Linked DNA regions of Homo sapiens: region 2 is linked to region 1. A link is an interaction called in ENCODE POLR2A ChIA-PET data of the cell type or tissue named here. Cell type or tissue: MCF 10A. All regions are shown on one strand. Links, peaks and the distances in the headings refer to the core of each region. The heading gives the core; the rest is flanking DNA. Region 1 has its middle 27 kb from the start of LINC01395. Region 2 has its middle 87 kb from the start of LINC01395.

What was found. ChIA-PET counts read pairs that join two places held together with the same protein. Peaks named below come from ENCODE experiments on the same cell type or tissue, not always from the same donor. Only the 100,000 strongest peaks of a DNase experiment are listed, where the experiment ranks them.
Region 2: POLR2A ChIA-PET joins it to region 1 with 9 read pairs; 1 of 35 experiments calls an interaction of 5 or more read pairs at or near these places.

What each region holds. Positions count from the first base shown.
Region 1 is chr11:129,639,758-129,648,552 of GRCh38, reverse strand. No RefSeq gene overlaps it. Among named protein-coding and RNA genes, the nearest start is that of LINC01395, 27 kb to the right of the region's middle. RefSeq lists an enhancer at 8,174-8,795. In MCF 10A, for the core only: no CTCF peak of the experiment used is centred there; DNase peaks (open chromatin) are centred at 4,942, 5,272 and 6,462.
Region 2 is chr11:129,699,428-129,708,222 of GRCh38, reverse strand. No RefSeq gene overlaps it. Among named protein-coding and RNA genes, the nearest start is that of LINC01395, 87 kb to the right of the region's middle. In MCF 10A, for the core only: no CTCF peak of the experiment used is centred there; DNase peaks (open chromatin) are centred at 4,182 and 4,912.

The DNA.
Region 1 (8,795 bases), core at 2,521-6,520:
AGCCTTGCATACCTGGGATAAATCTCATTTTGTCATGGTGTGTACTTTTTATACATCTTGAATTCAGTTTGCTAATATTTTTTGAGGAATTTTGCATCTATATTCATGTTCCTGGCCTGTAGTTTTCTTTTCTTATAATGTCTTTGTCTGGTTTTGTATTAGTGTGATGCTGGCCTCATAAAATAAGTCATAAATAAGTCTGCTTCTGTCCTCTGAAAGAGATTGTGGAAAATTGGGATAATTTCTTAAATGTTTGGTAGAATTGACAGGTTAACCCATCTGGCCTTGTGCTTTCCTTTTTGAAAGGTTATTAATTATTGATTCAATTTTTTAAATAGAGAAGACCTATTTAGATTGTCTATTTCTTCTCATGTTTGTTTTGGCTAATGGTGCCTTTCAAGGAATCAGTCTGTTTTACCTAGGTTATTTAGTCCGTGGGCATAGTTATTTGTAATATTCCTGTATTCTACTCTCTTTCATTTCTACTATTAGTAATTTATGTCCTCTTTTTCCTGAGTTACCTTGGTTAAGGGCTTATCAATTTTATGATCTTTGAAAAAACATAAACTTTTGGTTTCATTGATTTTCTCTATTGGTTTCCTGTTTTCAGTTTCATTGATTTCTGCTCTAATTTATTATGTCTTGTCTTCTGCTTACTTTGGATTTAATTTGCTCTTATTTTTCTAATTTATGAAGATAGATGCTTAGATTTTAGATTTTTATGCTTTTCTAATATATGCATTTAGTATTATAAATTTCTCACTAAGAATTGCTTTCACTGAATCTCATGAATTGTGATAAGCTGTGTTTTCATTTTCATTGAAACACAAATTGAAAATGTATTTAACTTTCTCACAATATTTCTTCTTTGATCTATGTGTTATTTAGAAGTGTGTTATTTAATCCTTATGTATTTGGAGATTTTCCAAGTATCTGTTATCGATTTCTTATTTAATTCCACTGTGATCTGAGAGCACATAGTTGATGATTTCTATGGTTTTAAATTTGTTAAGGTCTGTTTTATGGCCCAGAAGGTGATCTATCTTGATGAACATTCCATGTAAGCTTCAGAAAAATTTGTCTTCTGCTGTTGTTCAATGAAGCAGTCTACAGATTTCCATTGTATCCAGCTGATGGATGGTGTCACTGAATTCAACTCTGTCCTTACTGATTTCATGCCTACATGATCTGTCCATTTCTAATAGAGGGGTGTTGAAGTCTTCAACTATAATAGTGGATTGATCTATTTCTTCTTGTAGTTCTATCAATTTTTGCCTCACATATTTTGATGCTCTCTTGTTTTGGTGCTCTACAAGTTAAGGATTGTAATGTCTTCTTGCAGAATTATCCCCTTTGTAATTGTGTAATGCCCCTCTTATCTCTGATAATTTTGCTTGCTTTGAAGTCTGTCCTGTCTGAAATTAACATAGCTACTCCTACTTCCTTTTGATTAGGATTAGCATGGTACATCTGTTGGCATCCATTTACTTTTAATCTATATGTGTCTTTTATTTAAAGTGGGTTTCTTATAGACAACATATAGTTGGGTCTTGTTTCTACTCTAACAATCTGTTTTTTAATGGATAATGTACCTTATAATAAGAAAATCATAATTCTAATTTCTCTCCCCTGTTCCTTGCATCATTGCTGTCACTCATTTCACTTATATATAAGTGTACATAAGCACACGTGCACATGTGCACACACACACAAGCATGCATAGTCAAATACTTTGTGGCTATTGTGATTTTGAACAAACTTATTTGTTTAATCAATTGAGGAAGAAAAATAAAAGGGTTTATTTTACCTTCATTTATTCCTTCTTTCATGCTTTGCCTTTCTTTATGTAGATCTGAATTTCTGATCTACATAATTTTCTTTCTCTCTGAAGAACTTTTTAACGTTTCTTGTAAGGCAGGTCTACTGGCAACAAATTCTCTCAAATTTGTCTGAGAAAGTCTTTATTTCTCCTTCACAGAATTCTAGGTTGGTGGGGTTTCTCTCTCTCCCTCTCTCTCCACTTTAAATAACTTTCACTCCACTCTCTTCCTACTTGAATTATTTCTGAGGAGAAGTCAAATATAATTCTTACCTCTGTTACTCCATAGATAAGTTGTTTTTTTCCTCTGGCTTCTTTCAGGAATTTTCTCTTTTCTTTGATTTTTTTTTTTTTTTTTTGTAGTTTGAATATGGTATGCTTAGGTATAGTTTTTTTTTTTTTTTTGCATTTATTCTGTTTGGTGTTTCATGAGCTTCATGGATCTGTGGTTTGGTATCTGATATCAATTTTGGGAAAATTATCAGTAACTATTGCTCAAATATTTATCTTGTTCCTTTTCTCCTTTCTTCTTTCCTTCCTTCCTTCCTTCCTTCCTTCCTTCCTTCCTTCCTTCCTTCCTTCCTCCTCCTCCTCTCCTCCTCCTTCTTCTTTTCTTCTTCTTCCTCCTCCACCTCCTCTTTCTCCTCCTCTTCTTCTTCTTCCTCTTGGTCTTCTTCCTCTTCTTCTTTCTCTTCTGTCTTCTCTCTTCTTTTCTTTCTTCTCTCTTCTTCTTTCTTCTTCCTCATCTTCTTTCTTTTCTTCTTTTTGATACAAGGCCTCACTCTGTCGTCCAGGCTGGAGTGCAGTGGTGTCAGAACATGGCTGACTGCAGCCTCAACCTCCTGGGCTCAAGCAGTCCTCCTGCCTCAGCTGGGCATGGTGATACTTGCCTGTAGTCCCAGCTACTCAGGAAGCTGAGGCAGGAGCTCTGTTTCTTCAAACCATGTCTTTTGCCTTGTAATTTTTTCTTGATAGCTGGACGTGATATACTGGGTTAAAGAAATTGCTGTAAATAATTCTTTAGTAATGTTATGGTAAGGTACGTGGGTAGAGGAAGCATTCTATAGTCTATGATTAGGTCTTAGTCTTTTAGGGAACCTACGCCTTTGGACTGTGAACTTCACAAATATTTCTCAGTCTCCTCTGGACTCCCCTTAGGTGGGAAGGAATGACTAGGGTGTGCTTGAGTTGGGTATTTTCCTTCTCCCACGGGGAAGGCTAGGGCTAGCTGTAGTTGGGTGTTTTCCTTCCCCTAGGTCAGTAAGACTCTGATAAAACCCCTGCAGTTTAGGTGCTAGTTAAATAGTTTCTCCTGAGGGCATATCTTGTTAAAAAGAACAGAGTGCTCTGGCATATTTCAAAATGATTCCTCTCTTTCCTTCTGCCAGGAGCACAAGGAGATTTTCCCCCCAGTATTCACCATGAGAAACTGGTCAAGCTCTTGGAGGTAAAACTCACAAAAGTGTGCCCCCAACCTCGACCCCTGTTACTGGGTTTCTCTGGTGTTTTTAACTCCTAAACTTATCCATACTCAGCCTCCAGCAATTCATGGTTTCCTCTCCAGGTGCTGGATCTCACAGAGGTTTGCTCATGGGTTTCTGCTCCGGTTAGTTGTGACTCTCTGTATCTGCCTGTCTAGCTCTCCAATTTTGAGAGCAGCAGTTTGCCCTGTGACCTCATTTCTCTTACAGATCTAAGAAGAGTTGTTGGTTTTTTAGTTTGTTCAAATTTGTACTTGTTGCTGCAGAATGACAACTTTTAAGCTTCTTAGGTACAGAACCAAAGCTGGAACCCTGATACATTTCTATTAGAGCACTTGTGTCATTCCTCTTTGAATTTTTGTTAATTGATGAACTCAAGTTTCTCACACTGAGGGTAACTTTTTGAGGTCAGGCACATTTTATTCATCTTTACCTCCTACACATACGTGACTTTTGCACCAACGTATTAACACACAACAGACATCCAAATATAATTGTGAAGAACAGACATAATGAATGCATAAATTAGTGAATAAATGACACTTTTCATCATCATTTTAATACTCTCCAACTTCACTTTCCGATAAAACCTCATTTCTATTCAAACATCTTATTCTATTCAAAGGATTCCCAGTATAGAAAAGCATAGCCTTGTTCAGAGTTACAGAAGGTCAGCCAAGGTCAGATCTGTGGATAGCTGACAACCACATCTTCTCTGTTCTCCAGAGAGTGTGAGACACAGGACGCCTCCCATAAGGAGGCAGTGTGTTATGTATTTTACAGGCTTTTTGTATACTCACTCTTTTTGTTTCAGACGGAGTGAGCTAGTGCTTGTGAAATGTTGAGAGTGGGAGCACCTTCAAGACAGTGGTAGAACACAGGAGGCCCTTGTGCAGACTTTCAATTCTCAGTGCTGGTAGAGCTTCTCTTGCTCCACCTGAAATATTCCTGCGACTCCAATCATGAGTGGAGACATATAACAATACTGAGCTTATGTTCTAGAGTGTGTGTGTGTGTGTGTGTGTGTGTGTGTGTGTGTGTGTTACCACCTGTGTCCTTGGGAAAAGCAAAATAGCACTCTATGCATAAGTCTGCCTTAATACCTACCGATTATATGGAAACTGTTTGCGTGTCTGCCTTCCCTTCTAAATTGTGGATTGCTTGAAGGTTGGTGTTCTGTCTTCATCATTTGCACTCTAAGAGCCAACAGAGTTAATGTCTGCTGAATCAGATGATGAAAGATGAAGCATGGAACACGATGCCCACAAACAGTCCAACTGCTTTTCGGGGCCAGGATCTGTGTCTGTCGTTAGCTCAAGTCTCTAAAGATGCAGCGGCCCCTTGCTCCTCTTCCCGACAGGAAAGGCAGATATCAAACCTACTGCCTATCTCTTTGCTTGGCTTAATTCTCTATTCTTTGTTCATAGAACTTAAGTAGGTCTATTCCCACCTCTGAGAGCTAGAACCAGTTTGGGGTTTCTTCATGAAGTGTGTGGCAATGGTGTCCCTAAATAGCTTTGGGTGATGAAAGAAATTGGCTTGGGAGAGACGCCTCCCTGTTTGTCTTCTCAGTCTTGGGAGTGGGCCCCAGTAGGGCTTTGCCCCAACCCTGGCCTCTCTCTGCTCGGGGCTATGAGGTGCTCAGCATGGTGCATTCTGAGTGTGTGAAAAGAGGAAAGGGAATATGAGTCAGAGAAATAATTCCTAGGGCCAACCTCACCCTAGAATTGTTTCATCAAAATGGAGAGGTTGAACACTGGGGAACAAGCCCTTTGCCAAAGTCTCCACACTGTTCCGACTTGCCTTTGACTTGAGGACTCAGCAAACATTGACAGAGGGCTGACGAACCAAGAAGGGCTTGATTTACAGAGCACTCCTCTGTCCCAGGAAGAAACCAAACACTGTAGATCACTAGGAGATGACCGAGGTTCTAAAGTGCCTATAAACAATATGAGCTGGCCTTACTCCTCACACTGCCTGGAGTCAGTTTCCAATGGGCAGCGTGCCCTCCTAAGAGGCAGGACAGAGAGAAACAGCTTCTGTACACCATGAGATGACTCAGATGAAGAGTCACATCAGTCACTGTCTTCTTCCAGGAAGAAGTCTTGATATCACTGGGGGGAGTTTCATAATAGCTTCTGCTGTCTGTCACCCAGCTTTAGGGGGTTTCTGTCAGTACTAGGCATTGTGATGTTTAATGGTATGAAGGAGGAGAGTCTAATTTTTACAGCCTAGCCCCAACAGCACAAGCACCTCGGTTACTACAATATTTTCTCAGACAGTCCGCCCCGTGAATGTAACCATAGCCCACTTCCCTAGGATATTGGAGTGCCACATGTATTCTTTTTTTTTTGAGACGGAGTCTTGCTCTGTTGCCCAGGCTGGAGGGCAGTGGCGCGATCTCGGCTCACTGCAAGCTCCGCCTCCTGGGTTCAAGCCATTCTCCTGCCTCAGCCTCCCGAGTAGCTGGGACTACAGGCACCCGCCACCACACCTGGCTAATTTTTTGTATTTTTAATAGAGACGGGGTTTCACCGTGTTAGCCAGGATGGTCTCGATCTCCTGACCTTGTGATCCTCCTGCGTCGGCCTCCCAAAGTGGCCACATGTATTCTTTCTAGTGGTGACTCAAAACACCTATAGAAGAGGATCTATCTATCTACACACACACACACACACACACACACACACACACACACACACACACATACTTTGTTTACATCAATGAGATACTCATCTGGGTTTTATGGATATGAAATCTGGGATTCTTTTATCTTTCTTAGTCAGTTATTCCAGTTGTATTTTATAGTATTTGTTTTGGCTTAGTTTCTTCCTTCTAGATTATTTAACGACCTCATCAGCCTGGGAATTTAAAAGATATACCTTGTGATTATCTGTTTAGCTGAAATGTACTTGTGTGTTTATTTGCTTACTTAATTTCTTGGGACTTTGGAGGTGGGACTGGTACTAGTGGCTCTGGGGTTAGTAACAGTGGTCCTACAGTTCCTTGGCTCTCTAGGATTCTGGAAGGAAAGTTGTTTAAGAATTAACCTAACTGTATTTCTAGCAGAAGCACAAAAGATCACATGGAATTCAAACAGTGAGACTCTCAGTAGCATAAGAGAGCATGTCACTACTTGTCTCTGGATTCCAGTTTCCTATAAAATGAAGGGGTTGGCCTAAATGACAGAGGTCTCCTGCTAGCTCCATCTATCTACCCACTCATCCATCCCCAGCAGGTTAGTACATCCCTCAGCTTCTCAGACAGGAGAGGTGATTGGGTTCATCCCTTTCTGAAGAATCTCCAAAGCACAGCCAAAGCTGGGAAGGAAGACCCATATGAATACAGGCGGATGCCCTATTTCTTCTGAGGAAAACCATGAAGAACAGCTCCAACAGAGGAGCCTGGACTACAACCCTGGGCAGGCAGCTCCACCCACCCGTCCACAGGTGACCTTGGTCCTCCTTACATTTACAGAGTATGACAGCAGGAACGTCTGTGGTGATCATCTGTCAACTGTAATTTTGGAACATGATATGAGCTGGGATCAACTTTTATTAAGCCCGAGGCCATCTTTTCTCTTGAGAGTTAATCCAAAGATTACCTGCTAAATGCAGAAATTCAGCGCCAAATCAGACGAAATACACAAATGTGGTCCCTTCCCTCTAAGAGCCTATAATCTAAATTAAACAGCATACATTGATAATGGGAAATTGTGGGCAGCTTTCAAGAGAATTGAATCAAATATTGAGATTACATCTTGGCCTCAGGTTAATGGCTTTTAGTGTACTTGGGGGGGGTCAAGGGTTATGGGTTTAGAACCTGACCAGTGCTCTCAGCAGGAAAAGTCACAATGTGTAGCCAGTCGGTTAGGAAAGGTTCCACGCTGGAGAGAATCCCAGGAGGTCAACAGGGAGTAGCAGGGCATTTGGGAGGAGGCAGGTGGTGCAGGGGGAAGTCAAAGGCATATGGGAAGAGCTCACATAACGAGGACCAGCATTTTCCAGAACCGTACAGTACTTGGCCACTTGAATTAAGGCACTGCCAAGTTCACTCTCTTTCTCTCATTATTCAGATGTCTCTGGAAATTCCACTTCCTAGGATGCATCTGATTACACCCAGTCTCTTCACCTTTGCATATGGTATTAGAATTTAAACGAACATGTTAAATTTGCTCTATCTAAATTTGCACCGGCCACTGGCAACTATTTCCATTTTAGTGGTTTAGTAAGTTATATCTACTGTATTCTTTCAGCAGGCAAACAATACACACCATACAGCCAGACAATGTTAGAGAAGGAAGAAAGGTTAACTCCTCCCACTCACTCATTTCACAGATGGGAACACGGATGTTCCCAGAGACTTGGTAAAACTTGCCTGGTCCATGACTTTGGGAATACAGACATCCTCTGAGTGCGATGCTTTGTATACGTGGCCTGGAGTTTGCTTCCTGATGATGTGCTCCTTCCTGCCCAGGTAGCCTCGGTTGGGCTCCACTATCCCTGCTCCAGTACCCACTCCCAGCACTTAAGAATGTCTCCTGTCTGGCTCCAGCATGAAGGTAACAGAGAAGGAAGATCTGGATTTCCGGCAGATTAAGTGGAGGAGAGAAGAGAGGGACCGAGGAAGAAAAAAAAGGCCGTGGACAAATGAAAACTGTCTTGTGAACATAAAGTGATTGACATAGATCACATCACCTGGATTATGATGATTTAAAAGGCAGTTCACACACAGAAATCCCAGAAAGGTTTAGAGCAAAATAATGACTTTCAGAGAAGACTGTGAATTTGGATCTCTACATTCCAGTACACTTATGGGGGAAAAGAAAGTGCTTTTAACTTACAAGTATTCTGAATAGTCACTCTTTCGGAGTCTTTTTTTTTTTAATTGGAAAGTAACATTTTTCCATTAGAGGATTCAATTCTACTACTGCTGCAAAAGAATTATTTCTGGAGTCAGAATCAAATCAACCTTTATAATCAGTCTAATGAGTCAGACCCACTGATATATATTAGTGGACCTGGCTTCTGTTCTAGGTCAGGAACTGAGAGCTCCTGACACTTTGTAATAGTGTAATAGGGGATAAAATGTCAGAAATTTCAGTGAAAATGGAGGTTAAGTTGTGCATTTTAAAAGCAATTTTTAGGTATAAGGTAGTAAGTAGCTAGTACTTATGTGCCAGCAGTTCAGAAAGCAAAACCCAATGGCCAATTATTCTTTGCTTTGTACATTTGGGGACTATAAGCAGACGGACACTAAGGAGCACACATCCCTGGATTTATTTCTCAAAACATATCGCACATTCCTAATTTTCCTCACAGATCTTTTTAAAGATTACTCTCAGAATGTGCCCAAAGAGTCCCTGAACAAATGCTATTCATTTTGGTAAATATAACAAAAATCATTAGAAGATATCAGCATTTTAAATAGCGATTATAATCCGGTGGTTGACTTCTGTATTGCCCTGTTCGGTATCTATATGTTTTGTAAAGGCT
Region 2 (8,795 bases), core at 2,649-6,648, 60 kb before region 1:
ATCATTGTTTTAGAGAATTGCCTTACGTTTAGAATAAACATCTGTATTCAGAACACAGTCGCATCTTTTTTTTTTGTTTTGTTTTGTTTTTGAGACAGAGTCTCACTCTGTTGTCCAGGCTAGAGTGCAGTGGTGCGATCTTAGTTCACTGCAACCTCTGCCTCCTGGGTTCAATCAATTCTCGTGCCTCAGCCTCCCGAGTAGCTGGGACTACAGGTGCGTGCCACCATGACAGGCTAATTTTTGTATTTTTAGTAGAGATGGGGTTTCACCATATTGGCCAGACTGGTCTCGAACTCCTGACCTCATGATCCGCCAGCCTCGGCCTCCCAAGGTGCTGGGATTACAGGCGTAAGCCACTGCTCCCAGCCACAGTCGCATCTATTAAGCATACCTTATAAATGGGTGTCCAGGGGAGAGAATTCAATCATGGGTTCTTAGTTTCTGTTTCTGGTTAGGCCAGTAAAGCCCCTTCCTCATCCCACTTTTCCGCTTATCGCTAGAGACAGAAACTAAAAACCATGGTTTCAGGCTGCTAAAAGCCTAAAACAAAACAGAACAAAACAAAACAGAAAACAACACAATAAGGCAGGTTGGACAAGCTTGTAACGTTCCAAAGAAACCCAGAACCTATACTCTGTATCTTAATTTAATAAAAATGTTTAGAGGGTTTTAAAAATCATTCCTCCTTATATTTATTGAACCTAAGAGGAATTTCTTGATCGTAAAATTCTACTATTACTTTTCTTTAACCAATACTTCAGAAGCCAGGGTGTTAGACAGTCACAGAGTATTGCTTTCCTTGCATGGTGATGATTCCAGGGATGTCAAAAATTTTAACAGCTTTGTTGAGGTGTAATTTACATATGATGAACTGCATATATTTAAAATGTAAATTTTGGCTGGGTGCGGTGGCTCATGCCTGTAATCCTAGCACTTTGGGAGGCCGAGGCGGGCAGATCACTTGAGGTCAGGAGTTCGTGACCAGCCTGGCCAACATGGTGAAACCACTGTCTCTACTAAAAATACAAAAATTAGCTGGCATGGTGGTGCATGCCTGTAATGCCAGCTACTCGGGAGGCTGAGGCAGGAGAATTGCTTGAAGCTGGGAGGTGGAGGTTGCAGTGAACTGAGATCCTGCCACTGCACTCCAGTGTGGGCAACAGAGTGAGACTCTGTCTCAAAAAAAAAAAAGGTATATTTTGATAAATCTTGATATACACGTATCTTCATCTCCCCAAAAGTTTCCTTGTGGCCCTTGCCTTTGTAATTCCTGTCTTCCACCTTTTCTTACCACCCTTATCCCGAGGCAACCACTGATCTGCTTTCTGTCACTGTAGATTAAGTGTGTGTGTGTGTGTGTGTGTGTGTGTGTGTGTGCATGAGCGCATACGTTCGTGTGTCCTCTCCACGGAGAGCACCTGGGAGCAGGGACACTCAATAGCAATGTGCAGACTTAGTGCTTAGAGCCAGGACTCTTTGGAGAAACAGCTGATTCCATGGGTGTGGCAGGGAAGGTACAAGAAGAGCCGGGGACATTTTGTCGTATGGAAAGTCAGGAAGTGCTCCAAGAATGATGAAGACATGTCAACAAGACACAGGAACTGGCTTAAAGGGGCTCCCGGTGGTCAAATCTGGTGTAACCTAGACATAAAAATGAATAATGTTGGTAACGAATTCTATCCCATTGCATACATTAGAATCCATGAGTCTGTACCGATATAAATGTGTAAGTGAATAAATAAATGAAAAGAAAAGAAAGCGTTTCCTTACAGCAGAATGCCAACTAATATACTGAGGAGGAATGATGAAATTAGAAAATCACCATTGGGCAACCATCATGATAGTTAGTTCAGCCAAGAAACATCAAGGACTGTGAAGTCTAGTGGGGGAAGTTTGATGAGGACTGGTGTCTTTTCTTAGTCTCAAACAGTCTCATACCTACAAGGAGAAAAGGAGCGACTTTAGAGTGGGGAGACTTGGCAGACACCACCTTAGTCAAGTGATCCAAGTTCACATCAGGTGACATTAGGCAAACAGGAATCACGTACTATCAAACAGAACGCAGCAAGAGCCCCACACTAGTTCTGTGGTGTTCCTGCCAAAAACTTATCATCTGAATCCAATTGCAAGGAAACACCCGGCAAACCCGAATGGAGGAACAGCCTACAAAGGAACTCTCAATCACAGACCCTCAGAGGTGCCACACTCACCATCAAGGTCAAGGACAGATGGAGCGAATGTTCCAGATTAAAGGAGACGAATGAGACATGACAGCTAAATGCAATGGGTGTTATCGGGACAATTAGCCAAACTGGAATGGCGTAGGGATTAGATGCTAGTAATATATAAGGATTAATTCCCAGATTTTTATATCGTGTCATTACTATGTCATAGAATGTCCTTGTTTGTAGAAATTATACGTTAAAATGTTAGCGCTATTTTAACTGTTTGACTCAGTTCCCTCCTGGTTCGGGTCCTGCAGGAACTCTGGCCCCCTTCAGGAGGCCCAGACCTTCCGTTCCGTGTGGAAAGTCCTCTGACCTCTCTGGGTCCCTGGGAGGAAGCCTGGGTTCTCAAGGTGGCGATGCCAAGGAATATTGGAAGAACAATATGAGAGTGGGAGGAAGCAGTTGAACTTTGCTTTGCGCCTGGGACTTTCCCTATCCTCGCTGGAATGTTGAAATCAGGAAACTTATTAATGATATCTGTATCATATCAACATAGGCATTAATATCATTATGAGGAGGCTGGGTTGAGTCAGTCATGGGAATTCCCCACCGCCATAGACATCCCAGAAGGATTTCGCCATGGGTTAGAAGATTATTAAGGCTGTGGTCTGCACAGGCAAGTACTCATCGGTCAGATCCTTGCCTCTCAAAGGTGTGCACCATCAAGCGATATTTGTTTTGTATTTATAAATTCCTTCGCAATATTAAAAAATGAACCGAGCATCAAACACAATACACTGGCATTTGCTGAAACCTGACAATCTTCACTTTGGTGAGGCAGTCAAAGGAGGCTTCTTTGCCAGCTTTTCAAAGACGGCTTTTTCAGGGATGTTGCTCTGTACCTAGGCTGGCCTTGTCCCCCACAGACCTCTCGGAGCCCCTCCCCACCACTGAGCCTCCCTACCACAGGTGAGTGGGTGGTGGCCTCATTCTTCAGATTCCTCCCCTTTCCTGAGCTTCTGATAAGTTAGCTCCAGGCCTTTTAAACTGGCCCCTAAACTGGATGGCCAATCCCTGGGCTGGCTGTCTCCCAAATCATCTGCAGAAAATGACCCTCTCCCATCCTCTGCACCTGCCTCTCCTTGCACCTACACCTACTCCTCCCCCATGCTGCCCTCCAGTCACATTCCTTACCGCTCCTCTATGAAGACTAATGAAATTCTGTCACCTCAACAATGTTGCATGTTCCACCATGCCTAAAGTGCACTCTTTCAGCCTGGTTAGACTGGCAGCAGCACGGCGCCATCCTTCCAGAGACTCACTGGATTTTTTTTATGGGTTGGGACTAGGGAGATCACTTTGGTGCTTCATGTAGATCCTGTAAGTGGCCTGTTACTTCATGATGGAGCTGGGACTAGAACTCGCAGAGTGGCGTTCATCCCACTATGTTACACTGTTCTCTCCTGGTGGAATTACCCCATCGTGGGGCACTCTGACCTATTTTTTATCTTAAACACAGATAAAATTATTTTCATTCCCAGCATCTTGGGGCCCTCTGACCTATTGTTTATCCTAAACACAGATAAAATTATTTTCATTCCCAGCTTTAGAGGGCATACTCCAGGTAGGGCTTTGTGAAATATGAGAAATGCCAACTTAGCAAGTAGCATGTCAAAAATCCCTCCTAATGAGTAAAATGGGCTGATGGCAAGGGGGCAGACGAGAGGAGAGCACAGAGCCCTGGGGCTAGGGAAATCACCCCTTATTCATGTGAGGTGATTGGGAGCCAGAAGAGATGAATCGGGGGATTGTGCATCTCCCTGGCTCTGAACCCTTTTCGCCCCTCCTCCGCAGCCCCATCTCCCCGTAAAAAATTATTTGGGATAATTGCTGGAAAACAGCCTGTGTGTACTTGGGGGAAGAAACTTTTTATGACATAATGATTTTGGATACAATCCCGCCAAGCCAGTGCCCTGTGGCTGTTTTTTCCATTAAGGTATTTCACAATCCATGATCTCCTCTTTGGGAGAAAGAGAGAAACTCGGTCATGGGGCCTGAGAGGGGAGATGGTTGAGAACTGACTTTCTGTTCTCACTCAGCAACGAGGTATTGATTCTCCTTTAATCTACTCATCTTTGGCTTAGCCCAGCTGTTCTTAGCAGTGCTGGGCTCTGGGCAAGTCACTTCTGGCTGGAGTACAAGAAAAATGTGTTTTGGAAAACAGAATCTTAATAGGCTGGATAAACAATAGTTCAGCAGTGGCCACAGCACCTACCACTAATAAACGAGTGGCAAAAAATGAAATTCACTGAGCAGGACTTTATTCCTATTGCAGTTTGCTTGGCTCTGTGGTTTTGAGCAAGAGGAAAATATGTAAAAATACGACCAAGGTGTCTCCCCTGTCGTGTGCGCTGACCCAAGGGGCGTGGGAGGTCCGTATTCTGGGACAGGGGCCCCAGATAAGTTAGGTTATCTAACCTAACCCTAACCCTAACCCTAACCCTAGATGCCTCGCTGTGGTTGACTCAGACAGACAGGGCAGTGAGCAGACACTGCAGAGGAGAGAGACCCTCAGAGTGTCCCATGGAAAGAAGGGGATGTGGTCAGCTGCAAAGGGCAGGAGGCAGAAATAGAGGACATCTGTGCCTACCTGGAACGATGACAACAGTTCCTGATGTTTCATCAATGCTTTATAGTTGACAAAGCACTTTGTACGTTGCCTCATCCACAGGAGCCCTGTGAGGTAAGCAGGGGAGATGCCGTGATCTTGATTCACACATGAGGAACTCAAGGTTCACAGAAGGTGAGTGGTGTGTCTAAAGCTACACAGCAAACAAGTGGCAGAGCCAGGGCTGGAACACAGCTGCCTTGACCCTGTGTTTGATGAGATTGCCAAATGCATGGAGGATGTGCCAGTGCAGGTGGAGGGGTGTTAGTCTACTACCTTGCGCCTTCACTGCCCTGACTTGGAGCCCAGTACTCCCACCGTGGACTCGATCTTTAGGTTAAGTCGTTGTCTTCAGCAAAGCCCTAATTAAAGCAAGGTGGAGGTGGAAGAGATGATGAATTTTGTGAGTCTTTGGCCCATGGCAGCCTTGAAGAATGTCTCCATGACTTCCGTGCCGTGCTGGGTGGCAGCATTTCCCAGGGGTACAGTCATGTCTCTAGCCCTCAGTGTCTTGATTCCTCCCATTCCATTCTCTCTCAAAGATGCCTGGCAAAGTCCCGTGTGTTGCCCTGTTCTTTGGCCAACGTGGACTCCTTATTTGCTGTCTCATGGACTCAGCTTCTCGTTCCAACTCCATGCTTCTGTTTGAGCACTGCACTTTGCCTTCCTTGCCGTCCCCCTCCTCTTCATCTTGAGTGTAATGATAGTGATCTGCAAGCCAGAAGGGGACATCTAAAAATCCCATAATATCCTGAAACTCTTAATGCACTTCTCTACAAATAGTGGGTGGACAACAGATAGCTGTGGGTGCAGGTTTGGGTGGGGTTTGTTGGAAAAGGTTCTATCCACTTTGGTACAACCAATTAGACTTTTGTAGCCTTAGGATGCTGAGGACTTTCTCAGGGATGGGCAAAGGTTTTAGGTGGCAGAGCTGACTTCTGCTGGTGGTGTGGAATGGCGGTATGAGGCCTGCAAAGGCCATGTGGAATTTTTCTATTGTTCACTTTACTTTCCCTACATCTGAAACACAGGGCTCTGTGCTGTAGCCTGGAGCCATCCTGCCATTTAGGGGATGCCCAACCCATAGTGAGATCCAGAGGTTGATGGGAAGGGAATTCAGACAGCATATTATCAGTGGCGTTTAAAGGGAGTTGCCATAATTAATGTCAATTTGCTGTTTGCTTCCCCTCCTTTTCCTCTTCCTTTCCTCTTAATTGAGAATGAAGGCTTTTTTTCTTTAGCATCGCAATTCCTATGAAGTGTCTACACCATTATCTAGTGAGTGACTCCCAGGCCTGATCCACAACCGGTGGGCTGACTGGACAGGAATTACCTGGGAGATTGTTATGCATCCAGATTCCCAAGCCCCACCCTGGAGATTCTGATTTGGTGGCTCTGGGGAGGCACCCAGGACAGGTGATTCAAGTGCTCACCCAGGCTGGGGAACCACAGGCCTATGGATTAGAGGGCAGGCAGCTCTCAGGAACTAGCACGCAGCCACACCCATGAAGGGGTGCCGGTGACCTTTGGAGGACAGTGCTGAGCTGAGAGAAGGTGTTAGTGTTGCTCCCTCTGTCTGCTCTGCACCGTCCCTGATGAGCAGGAAGGAACCACGGGACCCATTTGTCTACCATCTTTTAGGATACATAGGTGAAGTTCTCCCCGAACCTAGACTTCTGATACCCCTGGGACGAAAGAGATGCCCCAGAGGAAGCAGTGTCCCATACAGCCACCATCTGCTAAGCAAGACTGCACACTGGCACCTCCAACTCCAGCCCAGCACCACAAGGTTTACTGTATTTTTCTCCCTTTTCACATTTTTTGTTTTTTTGTTTTTTTGAGACAGTCTTGCTCTGTCACCCAGGCTGGAGTACAGTGGTGCAATCTGGGCTCACTGCAACCTCCACCTCCCAGGTTCAAGTGATTCTCCTGCCTCAGCCTCCCGAGTAGCTGGGACATGCGCCATCAAGCCCAGCTAATTTTTGTATTTTTAGTAGAGACGGAGTTTCGCTATGTTGGCCAGTCTGCTCTCGAACTCCTGACCTCAATTGATACGCCTGCCATGGCCTCCTAAAGTGTTCGGATTACAGGTGTGAGCCACTGCGCCCAGCCTCATATTTACCTTTTAGATATGAGGATCTGTCAAAGTTAAGTATAATTAATTATTTGATCTGAGGATTTATCAGTCCTCATATTTACCTCATGCCCCCCAGTTTGCAATCATTGGCTGGTTTTCACATTTTTAACTTCTTTTACTGAGAGAGAAAGACTCCCATGCTCTTTACTATATTTGCTGATTTGATCAGTGTTCCGTATTAACCTATCTCCTAGCAGTGCCACCCCCTCCCACACACATATGCCCTCCACACCCCACTGCACCCCACTCAGTCTCTGATATCCTGTGCTGGTTTGTCCCTCCCTGCCAAATCCCTCCTCTCTCTGTCTGGGGTTCAAGATCCTCTGCTGGTCTGCCCCTGGGTGATGCTCTCCTTACACAGCTTGGGCTCTGACATCTCATCTGGGCTGTCCCCTGGGGATGCCCTCCACCCAGACAGCCCCCTGCACAGGTGCTCTCACCTTGCTGGAGCACTGACAACCCATTCTGGGCCATTGCACCTGCGCCTTCCTGCACGGAAGCCCAGCTTGCTCAGCCCCACTCAGGGATTTAGGACTGACTTGTTCAGGAAGAAGAAAGGAAAAGGAGAGAAAGGAAGAAGCAGAGGAAGAGACGCACCATAAAATGTTGAAGGCAAGGATTCCGCTTTTACTCTTCAGTGAATCTTGTGACTAGGAGGGTATTTCTTACTTGATTCTTTTCCTAGAGAGTCAGTCTATGAGAGGAATCGTGCAGCGAGGTAGCGAGTGTAGTATATTTGCACACAGGCTCTGGAATGACTTAGAATCTGGCTTTGACCCATTTTAGTTGTGTGACCTTCTCAGTGCTTCAGTTATGTTGTCTAAACAATGAAGATGACCACTGTATTGACCCCACAGAGTTGTGTGAGGATTAAATTAGGTAACCCATGTTAGGTGCTCAGCAGAGAACCTGGCTCAAGGAAGTACCCAATCAAAACTCTATTAGTAAGGAGCGCCCTTGTGGGCAGTCAGGCGTCGTGGGGTTGGGACTGAGCTGCCCAATGCAGTTGTGCAAGCCCACGTCAGTTGCATTGGTCTTTGGACCTGTTTTTCTACCTGCAAAGTGACCATTAAGGATCTGTCCTAGCTCTGACATTGTAGAATGCTATCCTCAAACTACCTTAAGAGGCCAGAGGGAGGGATGCAAGTCAGGGAATTGGAATTCAGGCTGTTTCCAAGGTAGGCACAGGATGGTGCCTCTGAAGATGGTTGCAGAGCAAGAGGACCATGTAGCGGGGCAGCAATCAGTGCTCATATCGACCTCGTGCTCCCCAGTTTGCAATCGTTGTCTACATTCACCATCTTACGTAATCCCTACAACAACCTTATGAGGGAGACATTTTTTCAGATGAGATCCTGAGGCTGGAAGAGATTAAGTGATGCCACTCAGAAGTGGCAGAAGGAGCCGGGCGGGACTCAGACATGAGCCCCTGATGGTGCTTGTCCTCTGAACCTACCGGCTAGCTACATGGCTCTCCCAGGAGGGACAATTCCAAGTGCTGACTGGTGCAGACCCTTGCGTATTCTCATGAGCGTCTCCTGGGCTGCTCCTGCTGACAACCCCCTCTCCTCCCTTCTGTAAGACTTTTTGCAGCCACACAAGTTCTTGGAATATTTACTGAAGAGCAAACATGATTACCACCCTACATGGCTTAAATTTTAATATGAGAAAACAATAGTAGGCAAACTAGTCATCCACTGAACTTTGTCATTAGAATAATCTCTAAAGGGCACTGAATAGGGAGGGCAAGTCAGGCACTGGGGTGGGGATAACCAGGCTGGTTTAATCTAGGAAGCTTCCTGGAGGAGGTGGTATGATT